3 separate regions of the Homo sapiens genome follow, and all the other regions are linked to region 1. The links are chromatin loops, found by intact Hi-C in ENCODE. Cell type or tissue: PC-9. All regions are shown on one strand.

Region 1 (5,000 bases):
ACCCCCATGTCCATCAACAGTAGAATGGATAAGTAAATTGTGATATATTTATACAAAAGAATACTATATATGTCAATGAGTGAATGAACTATAGCTATATGCAACAACATGAATCTCATTCATATACTGTTGAGTGAAAAAATATAGACAAAAATAAATACTGTATAATCTACCATATAGTTCAAAAGCCAGACAAGACCATTTTTAGAAATCAGAAGTCAGAATTATGTTGCTTTTGGGGTAAGAGGTGACAGTAACTTGGAGAGGGTCCAAAAGATTTTGGGGGATGCAGGTAATGGTCTCGTATTTTATCTTGGTGGTGAATATAAAAGCAGAGTCAATATGCGAAGATTTATACCTATGATTGTTTGCATGTTTCTGTGAGATTTACCCCTATGATTTTTTGCATGTTTCTGCTTTTATGTTCTACTTTAATCAAAAGTCTGCTTAAAAATGACATAGAAACATTTTCATGACATTGAAAGATATTTGTGTTGTCATGTTATATTAAAAAATACAGGTTTGTGTATAGTGTGCTTTCACTTATTCCCTTCAAGATCATCATACATATGTGCTTTTCAGTACATGACATATCTTTAGGAGGATATATGAGCAATTGATAGAAGTGGTTGCTTCTGGAGAGTGAGAATGGGAGAGAGATTTATTTTTTACTTCATGTCAAGGGTGTCCAATCTTTTGGCTTCCCTGGGCCACACTGGAAGAATAAGAATCGTCTTGGGCCACACATAAAATACATTAACACTAATGATAGCTGATGAGCTTTAAAAAATTGCAAAAAATTTTCATAATGTTTAAAGAAAGTTTACGAATATGTGCTGGGCCGCATTCAAAGCTATCCTGGGCCATATGTGGCCCATGGCTGTGGGATGGACAAGTTTGCTTTATGCTGTTTTGTACCTTCTGAAGATTTAACTGTGTATATGTATTGCCAATTCAATGCATAAATAAATCAGACTATAAAACTGTATAATCTCATTTTTCTGAAAATAAAGGACTGGCACTATCAATATAAAATGATAACTATGTTTACCTCTGGGTAATGGAATTATGGATTATTTTATTTTATTTTTATTTATTTGTTTATTTTTAAGACAGGGTCTAGCTCTGTCACCCAGGCTGGAGTGCAGTGGTGTGATCACAGCTCACTGCAGCCTGGAACTCCTGGGCTCAAGCAATCTTCCCACCTTAACCTCATGAGTAGCTGGGACTACAGGTGTACACCACTGCACCTGACTGATTTTTAAATTTTTTGTAGAGATGGGTTGGGGGTCTCGCCATGTTGCCCAGGCTGGTCTCAAACTCCAAGACTCAGGAAATTCTACCCCCACAGCCTCCCAAAGTGCTGGGATCACAGGCATGAGCCATCGTGCCTGGCTAATTTTTTTTTTTTTAAATCTGATTTTTTCAGTCTTCTAGTACGAACATGTATTTCTTTTGAGAATGAGAAAAGTCATTATAACTTTTTTTGTAGTGCAGTTTTTATCAGTGTTACTGAGGTATAATTTGCAAACGGTAAAATACACTGATTTTTAAGTGCATTGTTCAATGAGTTACAAATGTGTATATATCCATGTCATCGCTCAGTCGAAACCTAGAATGTTTTCATCCCCTAGAAAGTTCCTTCTCAGCCTTTGTAGTCAACCCTCCCCTTGCCTAAGGAGGCAACCATTGACCCAGTTTCTATCACTGTAGCTTAGTTTTGCGTCCTTTGAAGAAATAGAAATTGTACAGTTCGTACTCTTTTTATATATGGCCTATTTTGCTCAATATAATGCTTTTGAGATTTATTTATGTTTTTATGTGTATCCGTAGTTCATTATAATTTTTTTAAATGAAGAGTAACATCTTAACTACTTCCCGCTTTCTGATCTATGGGATGAGACACCATCCACACGAAAATAATCCTCCACAGACTCTCCAAGCATGTCCGCTGTAGGCAGGAGTGATCCTATAACCTTCCTATCCTGGGAGGAGAAACAACACCTCCCCATTCCATTCTGGCCTGCCCCCTCCTCTGGCGGCAGCGCCAGTCTCAGGTGAGAGCCACCCTGCTTGTTGCCATTGTTCTGCGAGTGACAGCCTCGGGGGGCAAATGGAAAGCCGTCAACCTGAGGGCTGTCAACCGCAGACAAGAATTCCTTTCTTTGTCAGGCTGGGTGGTCTTCGTGGCTTCAGCATCAACCTGTACGAAGACGATAAACATCGTGTGCGCTTGCAGGAAAACATCGCCACCACCCAACAACTCTAACCACACTCCTTTGTGAGGCCAAGATTAGCCTGTATGTGGCTTCCCTTGACTGTGTACAAATCATCAAGTCCCAGCCCCAGTGAGGGCATCCAGAGGTCATTTACTCCATGTCCCCCCACCCAGTCCCCCCACCTGCTGCCTCATGACATTTATTTGTCCCAGAATCTTAATCATAGACAGCTGGAGTGTCCCTTAGAGATCTCCTGGTCCGACCCTCTCAGGCTACAAGAGGGGGTCCAGACACAGGCTGTGTCTGGGTCACACAGCACAAGGGCTAGGGCAAGGGCAAGAACCCACATCCTGCAAGCCTTCCCCTTTGGAGTATCCTTTCCACTACTCCAAACTGCTTTTGTTAATGTCACCTTCACCCCCAAGGTACAATGTAGTGCAATTTCTAACTTTCCAATAAAAAAGGAGCGTGTGTATGAATAACCTACATACTTAGGGAACCTCCTGCAGCCTGGGGTGTAAAGGCTTTCTTGCATTTGTGGCCAGGACAACCGAGGCCGCTTTCATTAAAGAATGGTTTGGTGCCCTCTACTGGCTATCAGTAACAATGACAATCACTGCCCCTCTTCCTGGGCATCTGCTGAGCAGGACATTCAACGTGCAAATTTATTTCTAATTTTGAATGCAAAGAACAGGCCTGGAGAGTAGGCAGTTTTATCCCAACTTTATAGAGGATGAAATTGAGGCTCATACATATTAAATAATCCGCTCAAGTTGATTGAGCCTGGATTCAAACCCAGCCCTGTTTCTTCCGCTCCTCTGTGTCAGCACTTCTACTGAACATGTGGGCAGGCCTAGGCTGGGACATCAGTGGCTTGCTCAGGGCCACAAGTCCAGTAAACCCCATGCTTGCTGTTCACCGTGCCAGGCTGCTTCCCAGAAGGAAAGTGACATACAAAGTGCCCAAGGAAACTTCTTCCCTGTGGTAGCCTTCCTCCAGAAGGGGCGCTAGGAGGGGACCTAGGGTGTCTCTGGGCCTTTCTCTGTACCCAGGCGTATGTGGTTAGGAGGTTCCAAGGGACTCAGAGATGCAGAAAACACATTTAATCCACTTGATTCAATGATGCTGTGCAACCGAGCCCTAGGAGTAAATGTGTGAGTGAATGAATGAATGAATGGAGTGGTCTAGACACTGGCGTGAGGACTAATGGCAGAGGCTGTGCAGGTCAGGGGTGGTTTTGCAGTTGTACTATAAAGAGATTGATCCCAATTTAATTTGAGGAATCCATTTCTATGGATCAGAGCAGTCCACAGATAGAGAAGGCTTCTACCGTGGGGGTGAACTCCACATCCCAGGGATATGTAAGCAAGTTGAGAAGACTTCAGTGGAGTTGTTGAAAGGGGATTTAGAGCCTATGTGTGTTTTGTTTTGTTTTTTTGAGACGGAGGCTCACTCTGTTGCCAGGCTCGAGTGCAGTGGCGCAATCTCGGCTCACTGCAACCTCCGCTTCCCTGGTTCAAGCGATTCTCCTGCCTCAGCCTCCCAAGTAGTTGGGATTACAGGTGCGTGCCACCACAGCAGCTAATTTTTGTATTTTTAGTAGAGATGAGGTTTCACCATGCTGGCCAGGATGGTCTCCAACTCCTGACCTCGTGATCTGCCTGCCTTGGCCTCCCAAAGTGCTGGGATTACAGGCGTGAGCCACCGCACCTGGCCGCCTGTGTGTGTTTTTAAACATTGGTGTAAACATTTAGAAACTGGAAGATTTCACATTAAAATCCAGATTTCTAACTCCTCTTTAACAAAGTGGGAGACGGCCTCACTGGGCCTGCTGCAGCCGGTCACTGCTGCCCCTCCCCTCTGCGTTGTCCCCCAGCACTGAGGATGACCAGCAGAGGTTACTTCGCCTCACACATGTGCTGTTGTTTTTCTTATTGTAAAAACAAATAAGAGTAGCTGGGACTACAGGCACACACCACCACACCTGGCTAATTTTTACACTATTTTTTTCCAGAGGCAGGGTCTCCCTGTGTTGCCCAGGCTGGTCTTGAACTCCTGGGCTCAAGGGATCCTACCACCTCAGCGTCCCAAAATGCTGGAATTACAGGCATGAGTCACCGTGCCTGGCCTGAAGTTTTTTTCAAAGGAAAAGAGAAATTTTAACAGGAGGAAAAAGAAAAATTGAGTACAATGTATTTGTTTGTGTAAATAAAGACATTTCTATACATTTTAAAGGCAAACACCTGACTTGCTTTTATTACCAGCTTGGACTCCACAGCATCCTGAGTTTGCTAGCCAGTAGAGTCTTTGGCACCTTCTTATCTCTGCAGTGTGGACCTCAGGTCAGATTCTCACCCTGTTGCTGCTTCCGTCTTTAGCTTCTGAGAGATGGGGGACGTGGAGCAGTCCTGGGTCTCATGGTCTGAAGGGAGAAGAAATCCTGCCCAGGCAGACCACTGTGAATGTCCAGGTAAGTGAGAGCATAAAGTCCTGGCAGACCATATCTATGCCCTCTGCCCTAGAGGAGCCCTTTGGAGATGCAGTGCCTGGTCATGAATCTGCACTTTCTTCCTGTGATAGGGTTTCTTAACTCTTCCCTCCCCGTCCTGGCCACATAGATGGCTCTCTGATTCCCTGGTGGTGTCTAGATCTGAACACAAGCTCCAGATGTGGTTTAAGCAGCCCCAAACAGCGGGACAAACACCTCCCTCAGTTCAGGCCCTGCTTTTGTTCTTGTCACCTCAGGTCACACCATCTCTTTTCAGAAGCCATGTCACACTG
Region 2 (5,000 bases), 540 kb before region 1:
TTCTAGACCAGGGTTATGGGACTAGTTCTACCACCACATGCCTGGGCAACTTCAGAGGTTTAGTTTCTCCATCTGTAGAAAGGGGTGCTCACTCCTGCCTTGCCTCCCTCCTGAAGAATCCAGGAGTTATTGGATGTGAAAGTGGATGTTTGGACCAACCGCCAGCCAGTGCTGGGAGACTAATGACCAGCATTTACCATGAACTTGTTTGGAGGGCCAGAGCACCTGGAAGGTGCCACCATGTTGTCACATGTGCATGTGGCTTTCCAGTCTCCATTCATATCCATGATTCCAGTGCATCCCCAAGGCAAGGATTACTCCTATTCCACAAAAGGCAGCAAAGACTTGGAGATGTCACACAGAGATAGTGATGGTACCAGGACCCCACGCATATCAGAATTCAGTGCACCTCCCCCTCTCACAGCGCCTCCAAATTCCTCTATCCAGTGAGCACATTTTGAGCACCTACTGTGTGTCAGATACTGTGTGATACCCTTGTCTCATTTCATCCTCATCATTGTCCTATGCAATGAGACTTATTGTCACCAGAGTACAGATGAGGAAACTGAGGCCCAGAGCAGCTAAGGAACCGCTGAGTGGGAGACCAGAGCCTGATGATCTTCTGTGGCCAGGAAGCATACATACCTACAGTGACCCCCTTTTTTTTTTCCTGGGAAAGAAAGCATTCCTAAGCCTCCCACAACCTTCCCCTCTTCCTGCACCCAGTGCCACCCTTCAGGCACAGGGCCTTGCCAACTAATCCTTGTGCTTCTCAGGCCGCCACCAAGCAAGCGATGCTGTACTGGCTGCAGCAGCTGCAGATGAAGCGCTGGGAATTCCACAACAGCCCGCCGGCACCTCCTGCCACCCCTGATGCCGCCCTGGCTGGGAATGGGCCCGTCCTGCACCTCGAGCTAGGTACCCAATGGGCTACCCTCCTGCCTGCACACCCAGGGCTCTGGTGATTAAGCCTTTACCCTCCTGCTGGGAATGAGCGGGAGGAGCCCTCTGCTAAGGAAGCAGAGAGCCAGGGATATGACTCAGGATTAGTTAGGGCAAGAATTTGGGCTGAGGCCAGGCTGCCTGGGTTCAAATCCTAGTCCTATATAACTTTAGGCAAGTTGTTTAACCTTTCTGAGCTTGTTTCCTTCCCCATAAGATGAGGTTTATAAATTATCCCTACTTCTTAGGGATGTTTTGAGGATTAAATGAATTCATATACCTAAAATGGTTAGAACAATGCCTGCACATGGTCAGAACCCAATACTTGTGAGCTACTATTGTGATGACTATTATGGAAGGCCTCAAGAAATCAAACTTTCACAGAATTGCTGTGAGGAGGGTTAATAAGAAAATGCAGTGTTGTAGATTTGTGTCGTGAGTTGGGTAGATCAGTGACTTTTTTTTTTTTTGAGATGGAGTCTCACTCTGTTGCCCAGGCTGGAGTGCAATGGTGCAATCTCGGCTCACTGCAACTTCCGCCTCCCGGGTTTAAGCAATTCTCTGCCTCAGCCTCCCGAGGCAGCCTCAGCTGGGATTACAGGCACGTGCCACCACGCCCGGCTAATTTTTGTATTTTTAGTAGAGATGGGGTTTCACCATCTTGGCCAGGCTGATCTTGAACTCCTGACCTCGTGATCTACCCGCCTCAGCCTCCCAAAGTGCTGGGATTACAGGCATGAGCCACCATGCCTGGCCAGATCAATTATTTTTATCGCTGGTGTTCCCATAAGATAGGATCCTTTTCCCCCAGATGACTCACAAATGAAGTTTCTTGATCCCAAATCCTGGATCATCCCAACGTGGAAGAGTCCAGGAGACCACACCCTCCCACCCCCATGCTGCAGCCAGGAACATGATTGGCAGGTTTTAGGATCGGTATGGACCACCTCACAGCTGCCCCTGCAAGAATGTGGAAAATCAGGTCCCAGTACAAAGCCACACTGTGTCTAAAGTGCTTCATGTTCAGTTGACAGGGAGGCCAAATAGGCAAGGGCAGGACTTGTTACCAAGTACCCCCTGGACCTCTGTACCTGGGTGCTTTGCATGTCCAAAGCTGAGTACATCTGCCCCAACCCTTCTCCCCATTTCCCTTCCCTCCTCTCAGTAGATTTCCCCTCTTGTACCCACTAGTAGTTGCCCTCCACCCTTCCTCAATTCCAGCCAGTGAGTCCAGTCAATCACTGTGCTGGCCATTTTTGCCCTCTGACCCATACATCAGACCCAGGCCTTTCTCGCTGCCACTGCCCAGGTCACACCTCATCTCTCAAAGTCACAGTGGCCTCCTCTCCAGTATCCCCATGTGGAGGCCATGCCAGAACCCATCCCCTTCTCTGCAGCCTGAGTGAGCTTTCTTAAACCTGACCCTGAACCCGGTCACTGCCATCCAATGCCACCCACCACCTCACTCCTGCACTCAGGGCTCATCCCTCCTGATCTCACCTCTGCCTGCTCCCCCAGTCCCCACCTTGGGCTTGATGCTTCGGCAGAGTCTCTGCTCTCTCTCCTTTGCCTGGCAAATTCTTGCTTATTCTCTATGGCCAAGCTCCAGCATTGCCTTCTCTTCTTGCCAGCCTCCTCCTGGAAGCCTTCTCAGACTTTGTCAGCTGGATTCTCTCTGGGCCCTCAACACTTTTTTCAAACACTTCAAGGGAGACCTGTTCCATTGTGTTCTATTAATAATTACCCCCGTCCTTGTCCATCTCCACCCGCTAGCCCTTAAGGGTGGGGACTTTTTTTTGGTTGCCTGTGTCACCTCCCTGGTGTCCTGCCTGGCACATTGGATATTTGTGGAATGAATGTGTAAGTCAATACACTAAACTTTATAATTAAATGAGGAAAGGAATGTAAACCCCTTAGCATAACCTCAGGCACATAGTAAGTGCTCAATACATGGGAGTTGTCCTAATAATATTGTTATTCTATGTCTATATGTCTGTGCATAGAACACACCCATGCTATTACTATCATAATAGTATATACACAAACATATATAGGTGCTGTTACTAGTATAATAACTGTTCCTTTTATTCTTAATAATCATTAGTAATTTCTTTGGAGTTTCTTTTGAAGGGTTTCTTTGCTTCTGCTCCAGCCCCCACTCCCCATCTGCCAGGGAGCCAGACAACCCTGGTTTTGCAGAAAACTGCAGCCTGGGTTGATGCTGCTGCAAAGATCAGCATCAGACTAGAGGCCAGCAGAAACCTCTGCAATAATAGAATTCCTGTGTCTTAACTGAAATTTGAAGAAGCAGATTGTGGAAGAACGGCTCTGGGATCCTCAGACCTCTTCTGCTGTGGGGAACCTGTTGCAGGTTCTTTAATTGTGCGGCTTTGCTTCAGCACACACGGCGGGCCTCTTCCAGGCCAGCCCCTGCTGTGGGCATTGGAGAAAGGGGTGGAGTTGCTGTGATGACCTGGGTTCTAGTCTCCTGAGGAGGATGCTGCCTGAGACTCAGGAAGCAGGGACGTGAGCTTCTCCTCTTGAAACCTTTCCTCGCCTTGCAGCAAGCCTGCACTCTCCTCCCAGACCCAGGGCCTGGCAAAACCTTCCCAGCCCACCTAGAAAGATGTTTCTGGTGTCTTGGGCAAGTCAGCAAGGCCTGGATTAGCCACGTGGAGCAGGCTGCCCCACCTCGCCCGCCTCCACCCTTCCTGAGGAAGCAGCGGCCCGCTCCCATGTCGTTGAAAACCTCCTGACCCATGTCTGACTTTGAGTCAGAGACTTCTGGTAAAAAGTGTCTCGTCACTGCTCTTGAGCAATCTGCAAGGCATGTTCTCTCCTGCTTTTAAGGATTTACAACTTTATTTTATGCTTTACCTAAACAACGGTCTCCGCAGAGCCAAGAAAGATCAAAGGGAACCCACGAGACTTATAATAATAAGAATAGCAAGTTGCCACAGTAAGCTACAGTTTACAAAGGACCTGTATAAATGTGTACTGTCATGAAATATGCCTGCTGCCCCAACACTTTACATGCGTCATCTTATTTAATCCTCACAATAATTTTATAGAGTAGTTAGTGCTATTTCCATTTTATAGACCAGGAAACTAAGGCTCAAAGAGGTCAAGAGACCTGTCCTAGGTCATGTAGTAAGAAAACATCAGTGCTGAAATTCAAACCCTAGGCTGCAGACTCATAACCTGCCCTCCCAAAGCTAAGGGGCAGCCAGGCACTCGTCCAGGGCCCTCTAGGGAGGCAGTGACCTCCTGGGTCAGGCCCTTTTTTTGTCTAGGCAGCGCCTTCTTCCCACTGGTGGTGGGGCAACCCTCAGAGCTCACGTAAAAGGAGAATTACAAATAAATGCTGCTGAAAATCCTCTGTGTGGTCACTCATGGAGGGCATTTCTCCAGGGTGCCCCAGACTGCAGCCTCAGGTCATTGATTCTGCCTCCTGTGGGAAGTGCTGGTCTCTGTTGGGGCATCGCCATCCTGTGCCGCCCGTGCCTTGCACACTCCTTTGCATTGGGAGCTTGTGCCTTCATGGGCAGCCCCTCCTGTCTTAGATGATCTGCTTGTTAGAAAGGCTGCTCTGATAAGCCACATTGTTTAATGGGAAAAGCAAAAGTAGGGACGTGTTTGAGTCTATAACGGTGTCACCTGCTAGCTTTGACTTTGGCCACAAAACTCAACCTCTCTGAGTGGCTATTTCCTCATTGGTAAAACCTACCAGTGATGACAACCCCCAGGACTTGGCTCTGTGTAGTCTCAGAGTTGATCTAGGCCCACAGGTGGCACTTACAAGAAAACAGATATTAGCAGTTAGGGAAGTACTGCTAAGATATCAAAATCTTAGAGAAACTGTTAAGTTTTTTTGGTTTGCTTTGAATGAAGGAGAATAAGATGGTTAAAATATTGATAAATAAAAAAATTTTATTTTTTTCGAATCAGTTCAGAGTCTGGCTTAAAGGTTACTTTGAAAGATGTGAGTCCACAATATGGGGCTTTATGGCTTTTTTTTTTTTTTTTTTTTTTGAGACGGAGTCTCGCTCTGTCACCCA
Region 3 (5,000 bases), 140 kb before region 1:
TGTGGCCTGCTCGGTCTTTTCCACGTGGGTCCCAGTTGAGTCCTCTCTCCATTCCTGTTCGTTCTCAGATTGCGGGGAACGTGTGAACAGCCGATGTGTCTATGAGTTTTCGTCCCTACGCTGGCTCACATGGCGGACACGAACCGATCTATCCCACCGGGATAAGCGGCAGCATGGCGAGCATGGTAGGCGCCTGCACTGGCCCCTCCGAGCTGCCCGCCAGGGTTGTAGCAGGCTCCCAGCGCTCCGAACTGGCCGGGCGACGTGCGCCCGTAGAAGTCCACCGTGGTCTCCACGCCGCCACTGCTGCCGCCCGCTGGGGGCGAAGCGGGTCCCGCCAGGCGGCCAGCAGCGGCAAAGATCGCACTGCCGGCGCCCTGCGGGTACGCGCCGTCGGGGCCCGCGTAGGCAGCCGCATAGGCGGAGGGGTTGGCCGGCCGGGCCCCGGTGCAGCCTGCGGGCTGGTAGCCGGTGGTGGTAGCGGGGGCGCCGGCGGAGGCAAAGGCGCAAGAGCCGCCGGGCCCCGACGGTGCGGGCCCCAGCTCTGGGCTGAGCGGCCGCTCAGGAACCAGGCCGAAGACGCGGCAAGGGCCGGGCGACGCCGCGGGGTAGTAGACTGGAGGCGGCGCGGCCAGCGACGGCGGCGCGTAGCCTGCATAGACGGCGCCCGGGTAGGGGGGGCGCGCGGCGGGCACCGCGCCTGGGAAGATGGCGGCGGCGGCGGCGGCGGCGGCGGCGGCGGCTGCGGCAGCCGCCGCGTCGTGCATGTAAGCCGGGTAGGTGGAGAGGTCCGAGCGCTTGAAGCGCTTGCGGCGGCGCAGGAAGCTGCCGCTCTCGAACATGTCCTCCGCGTTGGGGTCAAGCGCCCAGTAGTTGCCCTTACCCGGGCGGCCGGCCTCGCGCGGGATCTTGAGGAAGCAGTCGTTGAGTGTGAGGTTGTGGCGGATGCTGTTCTGCCACTTTTTGGGGTTGTCGCGGTAGAAGGGGAAGCGCTCGGTGATGAACTTGTAGATGCCGCCCAGCGTGAGGCGGCGCTCGGGCGCGTGCGCGATGGCCATGGCGATGAGCGCGATGTAGCTGTAGGGCGGCTTCCCGCGCTGCAGGGGGCGCTTGCGGCGCCGCCCGCCCGCCCCGCGGCCCGTGGCCTCCCCTGGGACCCCGGCCCCTGCTGCCGTCTCGCCGCGCTCTTCCTTCACGGTAGCCAGCACCTCCGGCTGCGGCGGCGGCGGCCCGCTCTCGGCAGTCATGGCGCGGGCGTCCCGCACCCCCGGGCTCTGGATCCCCGCGGCTGTCGGGGGGCGGGGGCGGGCCTGGCGTCCCCGGAACGGACGCTCGGCCCTTCTGCGGAGAGCTCAGGGGATCGTCGCGGGCTGGCCCCGAGAGCCCAGCGGCCCAGGCTGGCACGCGCTGGAGGCTCAGCGTCCGTGGTCTGGGGCTGGCGCGGTGCAGACAGAGGCTCGGGAGTGACCCGCTAGCCGACGGCTCAGCCCGCGTGGTGCTTCTCGAGGCGGGCAGCGGCGGTGGCCTCGTGACCGGGACTGGACTCTGGTCTCCGGCTGAAGGGTCCCTTGCGCGCTGGTGCCGGGCGGTCGAGGGGTCCGGAAGTGATCCCTGGGTTGGGGTGGCTGCAGCTGGTCTGTGGTGCCCGCTAGTTTAGGATTACTGCCTAGGTTGTGCGCGCAGAAGAGGCTTCGGGCTCGAAGGCCAGAGCGAGGGCAGTTAGTACTGGCGCTGGGCGATCTGGCGGGGGCCGCCCATGCCCTGCCCCCGAGGCCAAGGTGGCCGTAAGCGCCACGGGCAGAGAGGCGAGGCGGGGGCAGCGAGGTCGGGGCGCGGGCCCAGGCGGGGCGACCTGAGGCTGGTCCTCTCCACGGCGTGGGTCTCCAGCCCTGCGGACCGCTGGCGAGGCGCTCCCCTGCACACACCGGACCGGCTCCTCCCTCCGCCGGCTTCCCCTCCTTAAAGGGGCCACGAAGCGTGGGGCGGCACCGGTTCCCTGCCCGCCCCCCGACTGCCCGCCCCCCGGGGCCCGGGCGCACCTCCCCAGGTAGGAGCAGCTGTGGCGGCGCGGTAGGAGCCCCACAGCGTCAGGGCGGGGAGGGCGCTTGGAGATCCCCCGGGTCGGCCCCCTCCGCACCCCGATCGACTGAGGCCCGGAGAGTTCAGGAACCGGCTCGGGAGACCTCAGCGCCCGAACTCGGAGTTTTCGGACTTTTCAGGCCTCTGCCAAGGGCTTGGACTCGCAGGTGAAAGGACGGGCTCATCTCACTTTTTTGTCCTGAGAGGGTGAGAATTGGCCGAGAGGGCGCTTGGTTTTTGTGGGAATGGGGAGGGAGAAGTTCCAGGAGACTGGCTCCCCGGGCCTTTCAGGATGGTTTCCAAACCCCAATCGTGGCTGCCACAGCCACTCGGCACTCCAGTCCCCCCATCTTTCGAATGAGTATTCCTAGGCCCGAAAGGGAAGGTGACTTGCCATGGCCCCACTGCGGCTTCTCCGCTTAGCGGAGTCTCCAACCTGCGTCTCCTTTAGGACTGCGCTTCCCAACTGTGTGGTAGAGGTAGCCGCTTTCCCTTTTTGGGCCCCAGGTCCCTCGACTGTACCGGGGTCTGGATCTCTCAAGAGTCCTTGCGTGGTAGATATTTAGGGATAGGCCAATCACCACCCCCAATCATCCGTCTTTGAGAGGCCCAGGATCTGTCTCTATTTGATGGATAGTGGTGCACGGATTAAAGACGACGCAGGATAGGTAACCTCCTCCTCCAATCCCCCGGGACCAGGGTAGCTCTGAAGACCCCCAGAGGCAGCCAAGCAGCCCCTTCCCGCAGCGGGGAGTGAGGGCTGCGGGTAATGGGGGAGTGGGAAGAGAGCGGTGGCCGGGTGGGCGCGTCTCCGGGGGAAGGGGCGGGCAGTCGGGACACGTTTGCTTCATGGGTGTCCAATTTCTGAGTTCCTTTCCTGCTGTCCCTGAGCCGGAACTTGGTCCTAACCTGAGATCCTCGCGGCGCGGCCCCTCTGGCCCGGGTTCGTTCCCTGGCCATTCACTGGGAGATCCAGGGCCTGTCCTTGTCCCCTCGCAGGGCCTCAGTGTTCTACTCTGTTAAATAGCAGCTGGAGGGCGTGTGCTGATCTCCGAGGCCCCTGCTACGTATAGGATTCCGGGCCTTGGCGCGGGTTCCAGTGGCTCCAGCCCGGACGCAGCTTTCCGGGGTGGGGGGGGGGGGCGGGCCGGGGCTGTGGGTGCAGAGCCGCGCGGATGGTGGTGCCAGGTGAGTGTGGGAGATCCCAAGACGAGAGTTCTGGCCAGTAACGGGTGGCATGCCTTCCAGGGTTTTAGTCGCGTTCTTCGTGGCGGTGAGCTGAGGGCAGGCTAAGCCCGGCCAAGCGTTGGGCAGCTGCCTTCGGAAGAGCGAGGCAAAGCCCAGATCCTTGCTCCGTCGACCCGGTGTGTGGAAACGCTCAAAGCGTTTGCTTGACAACCTTCTGCGGCAGAGGGTTGGTCGAACGAAGGGAGAGGGGCTTTACACTCGCTAAACAAAACTCCTGGTTTCCTTCTTCCCAAGTAATGGAGAAGCAAAAAACCCAGATTTCGTCCTGTTTCGTTTTTACAAAGGAGGAAAAACTTCAAATTTTAAAATTTTTAACTGGATTATATTATAGGCACCTTTTAATACGGGATTTCGTGGCTCTCAGTAACTTTCAAGATTCTGAGATTCAGATATCTAGATTTTAAATTCTGGACGACCGTTGTCCTAACGTGATTCCATAAATCTAAAGAATGCGATCCTGCGATCCTGCGACCCTGTAATTCTAAGATTCCAAGACTGGGAGTCTAACTTTGACTATGCTTATATTCCTTTGACTTAAGCTTCTAGTCAAAGTCTAAAAACCTATGTATTAAGATACTGGGACTAAACCAGGCACGGTGGCGGGAGCCTGTAGTCCCAGCTACTGGAGGTTAAGGCAGGAAGATCGCTTGAGCCCAGGAGTTCCAGGCTGTAGTGCACAATCATTGTGCCTGTGAGTAGCCACAGCACTCCAGCCTGTGCAGCAAAGGGAGACCCGGTCTCTTAAAAGCAAAACAAAACAAACAAAAAACGGGGACCTAAGATTTTGTGCCTGAAAATATGATGCCACTCTTGAAGCTGCCACTTCTCCAGTTTTTTATTTTTTCCACTCTAAGTTATATATTATTTAATTTGAATTCCTGTTTAGGAATGTCTGATTGGAAGAATTTGAATCCTGTAAATCCGCAGTTCTCTCCTTCCTTAATTCTAAAATGTTAGTGCTGGATCTGCTATTCTGTAGTTCAAATAATCTGATTCCAATAATTCTTCTAATGTTTGTGATTATATGCTGTAATGATTAGTCCCATGACTTTATGATCCTCTACTTTTAAGCTGCAACGACTATGGCTAAAAGCCTTCTTGTCTCAGGATTTTCTGTTCTTCAGTGTCTTGTGTCTGTGACCTCATTCTTCTAGAATTCTGATGGTTTTCTCAAACTTTGTTAATATCAAGCTACTCCTGTGGCCGAGACCAAATACCTAGCATCATGAGATTAGAATTTCCAAGATCATGATTCTAAGATTTTCGCAAACCAAGGACCCCTAAATTTCTATTTCATAAATGTTCTCTTTGAATAATGCATTTGAAGATTCTGTGAGTCCACAGTGAGTTCACATTAAATGATTTGGTGAGTACACAGGTCACAAGTTTACCCGTTTGGATCAAAACCATACACAAAAATCTCCTCGGGGCATTTCCTATCTCTTCCCATTGCTTCCTTCTCAGTTTCTTGAGAAGGAACATGGTCATGGCCAAGTCCTCCCCTCTTCTCTGCCACAGTGCTCCTTAACGTTTATGAATCATCTGGAAGTTAGGAAGGGCAGGTTCCAGACCCTTGGAAATCATTCTCCCAATCCAGCAGGGGTGGGTTGGTGTTGATGTGGGCAGGCCAGTGATTTCTGCTTCCCACTGATCTTCAGCCCTTCAAGTATTCC

The links. Peaks named below come from ENCODE experiments on the same cell type or tissue, not always from the same donor. Only the 100,000 strongest peaks of a DNase experiment are listed, where the experiment ranks them.
Region 2: it touches region 1 in a loop (4-fold over the local background); 35 of 110 quality-filtered maps call a loop at or near these places.
Region 3: it touches region 1 in a loop (10-fold over the local background); 8 of 110 quality-filtered maps call a loop at or near these places.

What each region holds. Positions count from the first base shown.
Region 1 is chr9:97,708,609-97,713,608 of GRCh38, reverse strand. PTCSC2 (papillary thyroid carcinoma susceptibility candidate 2) reads left to right here. Exons shown (of 11, transcript NR_147055.1): 10 at 4,598-4,689. Among named protein-coding and RNA genes, the nearest start is that of XPA, 14 kb to the right of the region's middle. In PC-9, CTCF peaks have their summits at 2,622 and 2,823 (motif pointing left); a DNase peak (open chromatin) is centred at 2,778; H3K27ac peaks cover 731 bases.
Region 2 is chr9:98,247,703-98,252,702 of GRCh38, reverse strand. TBC1D2 (TBC1 domain family member 2) reads left to right here. Exons shown (of 13, transcript NM_001267571.2): 2 at 777-918. Among named protein-coding and RNA genes, the nearest start is that of TBC1D2, 5.4 kb to the left of the region's middle. RefSeq lists enhancers at 3,040-3,956, 3,957-4,874. In PC-9, no CTCF peak of the experiment used is centred here; DNase peaks (open chromatin) are centred at 972, 1,912, 2,782 and 3,682; H3K4me3 peaks cover 667 bases; H3K27ac peaks cover 4,809 bases.
Region 3 is chr9:97,850,162-97,855,161 of GRCh38, reverse strand. FOXE1 (forkhead box E1) reads right to left here and starts at 1,936. Exons shown (of 1, transcript NM_004473.4): 1 at 1-1,936. The coding sequence starts at 1,247. The coding sequence ends at 126. It overlaps PTCSC2 (papillary thyroid carcinoma susceptibility candidate 2), which reads left to right and starts at 2,082. Exons shown (of 11, transcript NR_147055.1): 1 at 2,082-2,246. RefSeq lists an enhancer at 2,968-3,469. In PC-9, no CTCF peak of the experiment used is centred here; DNase peaks (open chromatin) are centred at 2,201 and 2,971; H3K4me3 peaks cover 3,769 bases; H3K27ac peaks cover 2,690 bases.